Linked DNA regions of Homo sapiens: region 1 is linked to region 2. A link is an interaction called in ENCODE POLR2A ChIA-PET data of the cell type or tissue named here. Cell type or tissue: OCI-LY7. All regions are shown on one strand. Each heading gives the region's core, and the rest is flanking DNA. Links, peaks and the distances in the headings are about the cores only. Region 1 overlaps FAM199X (family with sequence similarity 199, X-linked). Region 2 holds the start of LOC286437 (a long non-coding RNA gene).

Region 1 (5,392 bases), core at 261-5,260, 52 kb after region 2:
CTTTTTAAACGTCTAGATGTACATAGTACTGCCAAATTGCTTTTAAGAAAGATTATGTCAACTTAGACTGTCACTGGCAATGGATGAAAGTACTTCCTACTTTGTTTTTATCTATATTGCCTTAAAATTATGATTTTAAAAATTTGCAAATTAGAAGATATAAAAATTTTGCCAGGTGCATTGGTTCACACCTGTAATCCCAGCGCTTTGGAAGACCAAGGTGGGAGGATTGCTTGAGCCCAGGCATTTGAAACCAGCCCGGACAACGTGATGAAACCCTTTCTCTTCCAAAAAAAAAAAAAAAAAAGAAATGTGAAAATTAGCCAGGCGTGGTGGTATGTGCCTGTAGTCCCAGCTGCTGGGAAGGCTGAGGTGAGAGGATGAATCAAGCCCAGGAGGTCAAGCCTGCAGTGAGCCATGGTCGCACCACTGCACTCCAGCCTTGGTTGACAGAGCAAGACCCTGACTCAAAAAAAAAAAAGGAAGATATAAAAAATGTTACAATCTTTACTAGTAAAAAATACTGTTATTCTATTTTATGAATGATTTGTTCAATTATGAGCCCGGTTTACTTGCTGCTGATAATTAAAAACAAAAGACAAAGACTTCTAAGAACATTCAGAACCTTGTGATGATTACAAATCTGAGAAACACATTGACTTTGCCCAAAGGTAAGAGCACAAAATGAAGCAAATTCCTGACTCCTTTGGCAGTGATCTAATGGTTAGATTACTAAATATGGCATCTTTTTTTTTTTTTTAAGGAATGTCACTATTACTCATGGAGAGAAACACATTTCTACAGAATTTTTACAAACTAAAAAGAAATTCTAATTAAAAACAATTATCTAACAGTTTTTCCTAGCACCGAACATAGTACTTGGTACATAGAAGATACTGACTAAATGTTTGTTGAATGAGTGAATGAATAAAGGGAAAAAAATCACATGTAATTTGAAGACACAAGAGAAAAATAGTTTGCTCAGGACATAATGTAGATAAGGCTTACTGTGTCCAGAATGTATTTTTGTTTTGTTTTGAGATAAGGCCTTGCTGTGTTGCTCAGATTAGAGTACAGTGGCAGGATCAGCTTGCTATAACCACAGACTCCTGGGCTCCAGGGATCCTCCTGCTTCAGCCTCCCGAGAGTAGCTGGGAATACAGACATGCACCACCTTGCTCAGCACATTTTTTAACTTTTTGTAGAGATACTGTCTTGCTTTGTTACCCAGACTGGTCTCAAACCAGGGTATGATTCCTCTTCATAACTTTTATTGCAAGACCTGGGATAATTTGGTTAATTAAAAATTTTTCTAAAATGAGGATACTGTTCACCTAGCGAGCATGTGATGAAAGTAATATTACAAGATATTCTAGGATTCTTAGATGAATTTTATTTTTTTTACTATCTATAAAAATTTATTGACATCTACTTTCTATTTACTGAATTATAATAGTGTGTGTGTGTTTCAGTGTTTTAAAATGGTCTACCTTCAAAAGAAAAGGTACCATAAAGTTTTTCAGGTTGTCCAAATTTTGTATGTAAATCAAGAACTTCTAAAAGATTAGCCATACAAAATGGAGGAAGTTAAAAAAAATGAAGTGCGTAATTTAAGAAACAGTAGATTTAATGAAGGATGAGACACGACCTAATAATAGGTAAATAACAGACTTTTCATAAGGAAGTCATTACTTCAGGAGCTTGTTAGTACTGGAAATACTAAATAATTATCTTAAGGATTAATTCTCTATGCTACTGGCAAAGCAATGAAGATTATCTTATTAATAGTATAAAACTAGTGGAAATTTACAAAGGAAAACAGATTGATAGATTTCAAGACCAAAAAAAGATCCAACCAAAAAACCCTGCAATAAATACTGTAGACAAAATGTTAATATCCTTAATACATAAAGAACTCTTACAAAATTAGTAATGAAAATATTAGCACATAGGAAAACACCATAGCGAAATAGCTAATGAATATTTAAAAATTTGATCTTGCTGGTAATTAAATAAATAAAACTTGATATAAAAATGTTTCTGTGCTGGTGCAGTGGCTCATGCCTGTAATTCCAGTGGTTTGGGAGGCTGGGGCGGACAGATGGCTTGAGCTCAGGAGTTTGAGACGAGCCTGGGCAACATGGCAAAACCCCATCTCTACAAAAAATACAATAATTAAGTGGGCATGTTGCACCTGTGGTCCCAGCTACTTGGGAGGCTGACATGGGAGAATCGCTCGAGCCTGGGAGTTGGAGGCTGACATGGGAGAATCGCTTGAGCCTGGGAGTTTGAGGCTGCAGTGAGCTGTGTTTGTGCCACTGTACTCCAGCCTCAATGAGAGAAGTGAGTCCCTGTCTCAAAAAAGCAAGAAGTTTCTGTCCTATAAGATAGGTAAAAAAATTTTTAGCAATTTTAGTGCTGTTAAGATTGTGATGAAATGAGCACTTTTATATACTGCCCTGGGGAGTATAAATTGATGCTGCCTTTCAGAAAGGTGTTGACTAAATTGATCCTTAGAAATGTTCATATTCTTTGACTCAGTACTTACCTTTCAAGCAACTGTATCCTGAGATAATATATTTTGATAAATAATTATAAACAATGCTCATCTCAGTATTATTTCTAATATTAAAAAATTAGAAACAGCTTATGTATCATTGGGGAATAAAGTTAAATAAATTATGATACATTTAGCCAATGGAATATTATATAGGCATTAAAATGTTTTCAAGTAATATACTTAGGAAAATGTTTAGCATATTAATGTTAAGTGAAAAAAGCAATATACTAAAATATATATACACAGAATGGTTGCTGATTCTGTAAAAAATATGTATGCACATAAAAATAAACTACCAAAATATTATAGATTAGTTATTGCTGGATAATGGAATTATTGATCATTTTATTATTCATTCCTTTCTTTCCAACATCTTTGCAATGAGCCTGTACAGCATTAATATGAAAAAGTTACTTAAATATAACAAATACTTCTTGAACATCTACCTGTGTAGATGCTTGTTAGTGCTTTTCTCTGCCCTGCAATGGCCCCACTCTTCCTTTAACAATAATAATAGCTGTCATATATTGGGCACTTTTTATGTGTGCTACAAGTGCTGTGTATGCATTCTCATGTGATCATCACGATACCTCCATTGGGACACAGACTTGGAGAGAGTGTTATTTGCTTAAAATCAATTAGCTAGGAAGTGACAGAGCAAGAATTTGAACTGTCTGATTCCAGAGCTTACTCATAACCACTATGCTGTATGCTTTGTTTATGGATGAAGATTTTACTTTAGTCCTAATTTAAATACTACTTTCTTTTAAAATAGTGTACTACAAAAATTTTCAGACAGCTACAAAGGTAGAGAGAAAAGTGTAATGGACCCCATGTTCCTGTCACCCAGCTTCAACATTTATTCATATACGGCATCATGCTTCATCTGTACCTCTATCCACTCCCCAACCCCTGCCTTATTTTGAGGCAAATCCTAGACATGTATCATTCATAAATATTTTAGTATATTTCCTTAAAAGGTAGGGGCTCTTTTAAAAATACAAAAAACCTCACATTCCTTATAAATGTTATAAATATGTCCTGTTAATTATATCTTAAAATTGTATGGATTCTGTAGTTCTCTTGATTTCTTTCGTGTTGTGTTTTTGAAGGTGGAACCTAACTTCTTGTGGAACAAGTGTTGCCAGCTCAGAAGGCAGTGAGGAGCTGTTTTCATCTGTGTCTGTTGGAGATCAAGATGATTGCTATTCCCTGTTAGATGATCAGGACTTCACTTCTTTTGATTTATTTCCTGAGGGGAGTGTCTGCAGTGATGTCTCTTCTTCTATTAGCACTTACTGGGATTGGTCAGATAGCGAGTTTGAATGGCAGGTAAGTTTTTTTGTCCTTTTCTTGACATTGTTACTACCGAAGTAGAAGTATAAACTTTTCTTTTGATATTTTCATCTCTACTTCAAAGTAAATTTCTCTAATGTTTATCCAGTCCTGGAGATTCTCTGACATGTTTTAAGGTTAAGAATTGGATGGGATATCTTTATTTTTGCTAATGTACCTTTTTGATGCTATAGATATCCTTTTGTAGATTTTTATGTTATTTAATACTTGCGTAATATTACCATTATTATATATTATCGGTACCTTTCTGTGCATGAATCCAAGCAAAGTTACACTTCCTACCCTATAATAAATAGCTTTTGTGTCCTTATAGGACAAATATCAGTCACATTATGTACCTAATATCATAAACTGTTATTACCATAAATACATGATTTTTGGTTCTGTCATCAGAAATATATAATTTCTCATTTTGTATTCTGTTTGTATGTAGACATGTTTTTCGCCTGACACTTTTTTCTTGTGGCATATATACCATGTAAAATGGCTTTGTGGTAAATTGTTTGAAAATCCTGCCTTATAATAAGTGCAGTTTGTCAGAAAATTTAGATTGTGTTATTACAACATTCATATTCTGATTGTAAAAACAATAAAACATTTAAAGACGTTTTCCCTGCCTACAGCAAAGATTTTATTCGCTAGATAAACTCGAATGTCTGCTACATTTGAAAGCCATCTGAATACTTGAAGTTTTATTCCAAAAGAGGGATTGAATATTATAATTTCAAACAGCTTTCAAATAATACAGAATGGCATCAAATTTAAAAAAGTCTCCAAGTCCCACTCTACTATGGTTACCACTGTTAGGAGCTTATGCAGATATAAGTATGTTTGCATACTGTTAAAAACATATGGGATTATACTTCATCCACTGTTTGGCCCTATGCTTTTTTTCAGCTAACACATCTCATTCTTTTCCATAACTGGATCATAATTTACTTAATCCATTTCCTAATTATGGCTATTTCGGTTGGTTTCAGTTTTTTGTTGTTATAAACAATGCTACACTGAAAAGATGAGATTTTTTTTTAAGAAAAAAAGTAATTCACAACCCTTCCATTTTTGTTTTTCATATTATTTGGATTAAAACATTTTTAAACTTTTTAAAAATTTGAGATGAAATTCACCATTTTCATCATTTTGAAATGTATAATTCAGTAGTTATTAATATACTCACAGTTGTTCAGCCATCACCGCTAATTCCAGGGCATTTCTGTCAACCCCAAAAGAAATCCTATACCCATTAGCACATAGTCCCAATTCTCCCCTCCCCCTTATCACCTGGCAGCTACTAATCTAATTTCTCTATGGATTTGCTTTTGTGGATATTTCATATCAATGGATGAATATATGGCCTTTTGTGTCTGGCTTCTTTCACTTGGAATAATGTTTTCAAGGTTCATCCATGTTGTACCATATAACAGTACTTCATTCCTTTCTATGGCTAATATTCCATTGTGTAGATGTACAGTACCA
Region 2 (5,392 bases), core at 128-5,127:
AGCTTTACCACTCAAATATAGATGCCCAAACACTACTGTTTCTGGAGCTTTATGTAAATAGAACTATAATGCATATATCCTTCTATATCCAGCTCATTGCCCTTACAATTATGCTTCTGAGATTCAACCTGGTTGCATGCGGCATCGGTTCATCATTCTCAGTATTGTGTTACAGCTTTCCATTCTACGACTTTACAAGAAATTATCCTTTTACTGTCGGTGGACATTTGGACTGTTTCCAGTTGGGGACAATTATGAAAAATGTTGCTAAGAACATGTTTTTAATGTCTCCTGGTACATATGTGCACACACAAGGTATATATGTAGGAGAGGAATTGCTGGCTCATAGATTGTGTATATTTTCAACTTCACTAGATACCACCAAACTGTATATCAAAGTTGTACCAATTCCCACTTCCACCATCAATGTTTGAGAGTTCCTGTTGCTCCACATCCTCACAAACACTTGACATTGTCAACAAAGCTTCATAACTTTTGCTTGAGGTTTTGTACGTCTATTATTACATTTAGTTCAAGGTAATTGTGTATACTACTATAAATTAAATATTGGTTTAAATTTCATTTTCTAAGGGCTTGTTGATGGTATATAGAAATATAACTGGTCTTTTGATGTTGATATTGTACACTGACTTTGCTAATCTCTTAATAATTTTAATCTGTAGCTTCCTTAGAATTTTCTGCATACACAAGCATGTCATCTGTGAATGATGGTAGTTTTATTTCTTCTTTCCCAATCCATATACATTTCTTTTTCTTACCTTACTGCATCGACTGGGACCTAGAGTACAACTAGTGAGAAGAGACATTCTTGTCCTATTCCTGAACTCAAGGGACCACTTTGAGCAATTCAACATTAAGTGGATGCTTGCTGCAGGTTTTTAGTAAATACCACTTATCAGTTTAAAAATGTTTCCTTCCATTCCTAATTTACCATAAGTTTTTAAAATAATCAATGGATGCTGAATTTTATGAAATGCTTTTTCTGTATCTATTATATATGCTTTTTTCTCATTTATTAGTTAAAATGCTAAATTACATTATTTGGGTTTCTAATAATAAACCAACCAGGCATTCCTGAAATAAACAAGATTTGGTCCTGATTTATTACAATTGTTATATATTGCTGGATTCAATTTGCTAATATTTTGTTTAGGATTTTTAGATCTATGTCTGTAAGAGAGATTCACCTGTAATTTTCCTTTCTGTATAATGTCTTTGTGAGATTTTGGTATCAAAGGTTTGCTGGCCTCCTAAAACTAGTTGAGGAATACAATTCTTCTTTGGCTTTCTTCATTTAAAAACCAGGCAACTGAGGTCCAAGGTGTTTAGATTATTTTTCATAACTGCATTAAATCCAATTATTTACTTGTATCCATGATTTATTAAACCAGCCTCTTTAGAGCCATTCATTACCTTGTTTCCTTGTTTCACTGTTATAAACCCACTGAGAAAAGCATCCTTATTCACATACAGGTTTGCACATGTGAACGATTATTTCCTGAGGATACATTCCTAGAGGTGACGTTACTGGAACAAGCACTATGTTTCACAGGAACCAGAGCAGAAAGAGAGGTGGCCTGTGGCACATCCTACTTTAGTAGCTCTGGCTCACATTCAGGGCCCTTCCTCATCTCTTAAACTTGCTGGGAATACCCTTTAACTCTGAGCTACTAGAGACTTTAATACTTAATAATATTTAAAGGTCAACTCAGCTCTAAGAAACTCCCCAAATTAAGTTTTCAAATGATTTGGCAGGAGGAGCGGGTTGTTTTTAACATTTTCAATGGAACTTTCCAAACCCACATGAAATTATAGAAAATGAATGATGAATCCCCATGTACTCATCATTCAGCTTCAAGAATTATCAATATGTTGCATAATTTGTCTCATCCCCCACATTTTGATGAAGTATTTTAAAGCAATTACTAGACATCACATCAAATGGTATGATATATATATATATATATATATATATATATATATATATATATATATATATATATATATATATGAACATAGATATTTGGTAGAGATGGCAATCGCACTCTGTTGCCCAGGCTGGTCTCAAATTCCTGGCCTCAAGTGATCCTCCCGCCTTAGTCTCCCAAAGTGCTGGGATTACAGGTGTGAACCATCATCCCTGGCCTGATTCTTCTGTATTCTACCCATAGTTCTATCCCCCCTTTTTGTTCCAAAATTTTCATTGTGGTAAAAGTTACAAAAAATTCACCATTTTGACCATTTTAAAGTGTACAATTCAGTGGCATTTAGTACGCATTCCAAATATTTTTTATTTGTATATGTCTTTATTCTGAGTCCATTTTTCCAGAGGTTTATTAGTTTTTTGTACATATTTAGATGTCTGATTTCTTTTTTTTGTTTTTTTTTTTTGTTTTTTTTTTGAGACAGAGTCTCGCTCTGTTGCCCAGGCTAGAGTGCAGTGGTGTGATTTCTTCTCAGCAGGTGCAGACACTTCTCTGAAGACCAACAGCAGAACTGAGTCTCAGGATGGGTAAAGGCTTCTGTAAACCTCCAGATCCACAGCCCCAACTACTTTCCCTTCACCCTGGCTGAATACCACATCTTGAGGCAATCAATTACTAAAAGGCTGCTCACACTCTCTTTTTCCGTAATGAGACTACTTCAGCCCCCTTTTATTTGGCTACTCTAAATTCTCCTTTTATAGGGATACAACAGCCCTCAATGACTTCTTGAGGAAAAAGAAGATAATCACAAATTCAGTTTCAACAAGCAGGACATTTTGCTATACTGTACCAACTAAGCCATGTTCCTCAATCCAGCTTTTGGGAGTCTGAGAAGAAATACCTCTCAGAGCAGGGAGTCAAGGAGATATATTTTTATTCCAATCTGAATACTGTACTTTGTATAAAGGTGGCTGATCAGGTTGCCTGTGGAGAGGTTGGGTGGTTGGACAAGAAGAGGGATGTGATTTGGGCATTCCTGAACCTTTGGCTCCTTATCCTCAAAGGAGGAAAGGAACTTGGGCAAAGTAGTTAACTTCTCTGCTTCAGCTTCCTCACCAGTAAAACGGAGACAATAACAGGAAGTCCCTCACAGGGTTGTGGTAAGAATTAAATGAATGAACACTTGAGAAGTCTTTAAAAGAGTGCCTGGTGCACTGTAACTACTGTGCCATAGAATGCCATCATAACGACACCAATCGCTTCGCTCCAAACTCTCTGAGCACCCTTGTAGATGGATTACCTAAACCGTCCCTCCCAGACTCTTCACAGAGAATTTCATTAAAGTCAGTAGACTTCAGCTACTCTCTCTCATGTGCAGGGGAAAACAATATAATCCCTTTATGAGCTAACCAAATAAATTCTCTCAGGAACTGCCCTTGCATGAAGAACATACCTCCAGGGATGCTTGCTTAGTTGGGGAGGTGAGTGAGGCTCTCTGGACCTAGCTGAGATGGCCTGGACCTAAAGGAAGAGAGTAGCTCAAATTCCCCACAGAATAACTCAGAAACTTTGAAGGATGGGAGCTGGTAAGCCAAAGAGGTGAGGGAGCTCTAGGGTCAGGCAGGAAGCTCAATGGAAGAGAAATTTGAGAGAAATTGTTCTAATATTCTTCTGTGTAGTTTGCTGATTTGTTTATTTTTTTTTTTTACTTTTTTTCCCTTTTTTTAAAATTATACTTTAAGTTCTGGGATACATGTGCAGAACGTGCAGGTTACATAGGTATACACGTGCCATGGTGGTTTGCTGCATCCATCGACCTGTCATCTACATTAGGTATTTCTGCTAATGCTATCCCTCCTCTAGCCCCCTACCCCTCAACAGGCCCCGTTGTGTGATGTTCCCCTCCCTGTGTCCATGTGTTCTCATTGTTCAATTCCCACTTATAAGTGAGAATATGTGGTGTTTGGTTTTCTGTTCCTGTGTTAGTTTGCTGATAACAATGGTTTCCAGCTTCATCCATGTCCCTGCAAAGGACATGAACTCATCTTTTTTTATATATTTATAGTATTCCATGGTGTATATGTGCCACATTTTCTTTATCCAGTCTATCACTGATGAGCATTTGGGTCAGTTCCAAGTCTTTGCTATTGTGAATAGTGCTGCAATAAACATACATGTGCATGTGTCTTTATAGCAGAATGATGTATAATCCTTTGGGTATATACACAGTAATGGGATTGCTAGGTCAAATGGTATTTCTGATTCTAGATCCTTGAGGAATCGCCACACTGTCTTCCACAATGGCTGCACTAATTTACACTCCCACCAACAGTGTAAAAGCGTTCCTATTTCTCCACAGCCTCGCCAGCATGTGTTGTTTCCTGACTTTTTAATGATTGCCATTCTAACTGGCATGAGATGGTATCTCATTGTGGTTTTGATTTGCATTTCTCTAATGACCAGTGATGATGAGATTTTTTTCATATGTTTTTTGGCCGCATAAATGTCTTCTTTTGAGAAGTGTCTGTTCGTATCTTTTGCCCACTTTTTGATGGGGCTGTTTTTCTCTTGTAAATTGGTTAATGTTTTACTGGTTAGCCTTTCAAAACAATTTCTGGCCAGGCACAGTGGCTCATGCCTGTAATCCCAACACTTTGGGAGGCTCTGGAGGAGGATTGCTTGAGGCCAAGAGTTCAAGACCAACCTGGGCAACACAGCAAGACCCCATCTCTACAAAAAATAAAAATGAAAAAATTAGCCAGGCGTAGTGGCACATGCCTGTAGTCCTAGCTGCTTGGGGAGCTGAGGCAGGAGGGTCACTTGAGCCCAGGAAGTTGAGGCTGCAGTGAGCTATGATCATGCCACTACACTCCAGCCTGGGCGACAAAGCAAGACCTTGTCTCAAAAAAAAAATACATTCAATTTAAAAATGTATTGTAACATTGTTTAGTGTAGCACACGCTCAACTAAAAAGAAATAACTTTTTTCCTTTTTTTTTTTTTTTTTTTTTTTGAGACAAAGTCTCACTGTCGCCCAGGCTGGAGTGCAATGGCGTGATCTTGGCTCACTGCAACCCCCATCTCCTGGTTTCAAGCGATTCTCTTGCCTCAGCCTTCCTAGTAGCTGGGATTACAGGCACACACCACCATGCCCAGATAATTTTTGTATTTTTAGTAGAAACATGGGGTTTCGCCATGTTGGCCAGGCTGGTCTCAAACTCCTGACCTCAAGTGATCTGCCCGCCTCAGCCTCCCAAAGTGCTGGGATTACAGGTGTGAGCCACCACGCCGGGCCAAAAAACAACTTTCAAACACAGAAAGGGGAATAAGTAGAAGTGAAAGTTCCCCAGCTTCCCACAGTCTGGTCTGGGGTGTGTTCTTCGGCTTTTACACAAACACAAACATATCTATTCTTGTTCTTTTTCTATAAAAGTTGGGTCATAGCAG

Evidence for each region. Peaks named below come from ENCODE experiments on the same cell type or tissue, not always from the same donor. Only the 100,000 strongest peaks of a DNase experiment are listed, where the experiment ranks them.
Region 1: POLR2A ChIA-PET joins it to region 2 with 5 read pairs; 5 of 35 experiments call an interaction of 5 or more read pairs at or near these places.

The regions. Positions count from the first base shown.
Region 1 is chrX:104,171,951-104,177,342 of GRCh38, forward strand. It overlaps FAM199X (family with sequence similarity 199, X-linked), which reads left to right. Exons shown (of 6, transcript NM_207318.4): 2 at 3,673-3,892. Among named protein-coding and RNA genes, the nearest start is that of FAM199X, 8.2 kb to the left of the region's middle. In OCI-LY7, for the core only: no CTCF peak of the experiment used is centred there; no DNase peak of the experiment used is centred there.
Region 2 is chrX:104,119,905-104,125,296 of GRCh38, forward strand. All of the region lies in intron 1 of SLC25A53 (solute carrier family 25 member 53), which reads right to left. It overlaps LOC286437 (a long non-coding RNA gene), which reads right to left and starts at 4,728. Exons shown (of 1, transcript NR_039980.1): 1 at 2,401-4,728. In OCI-LY7, for the core only: no CTCF peak of the experiment used is centred there; DNase peaks (open chromatin) are centred at 2,507 and 3,097; H3K27ac peaks cover 1,207 bases.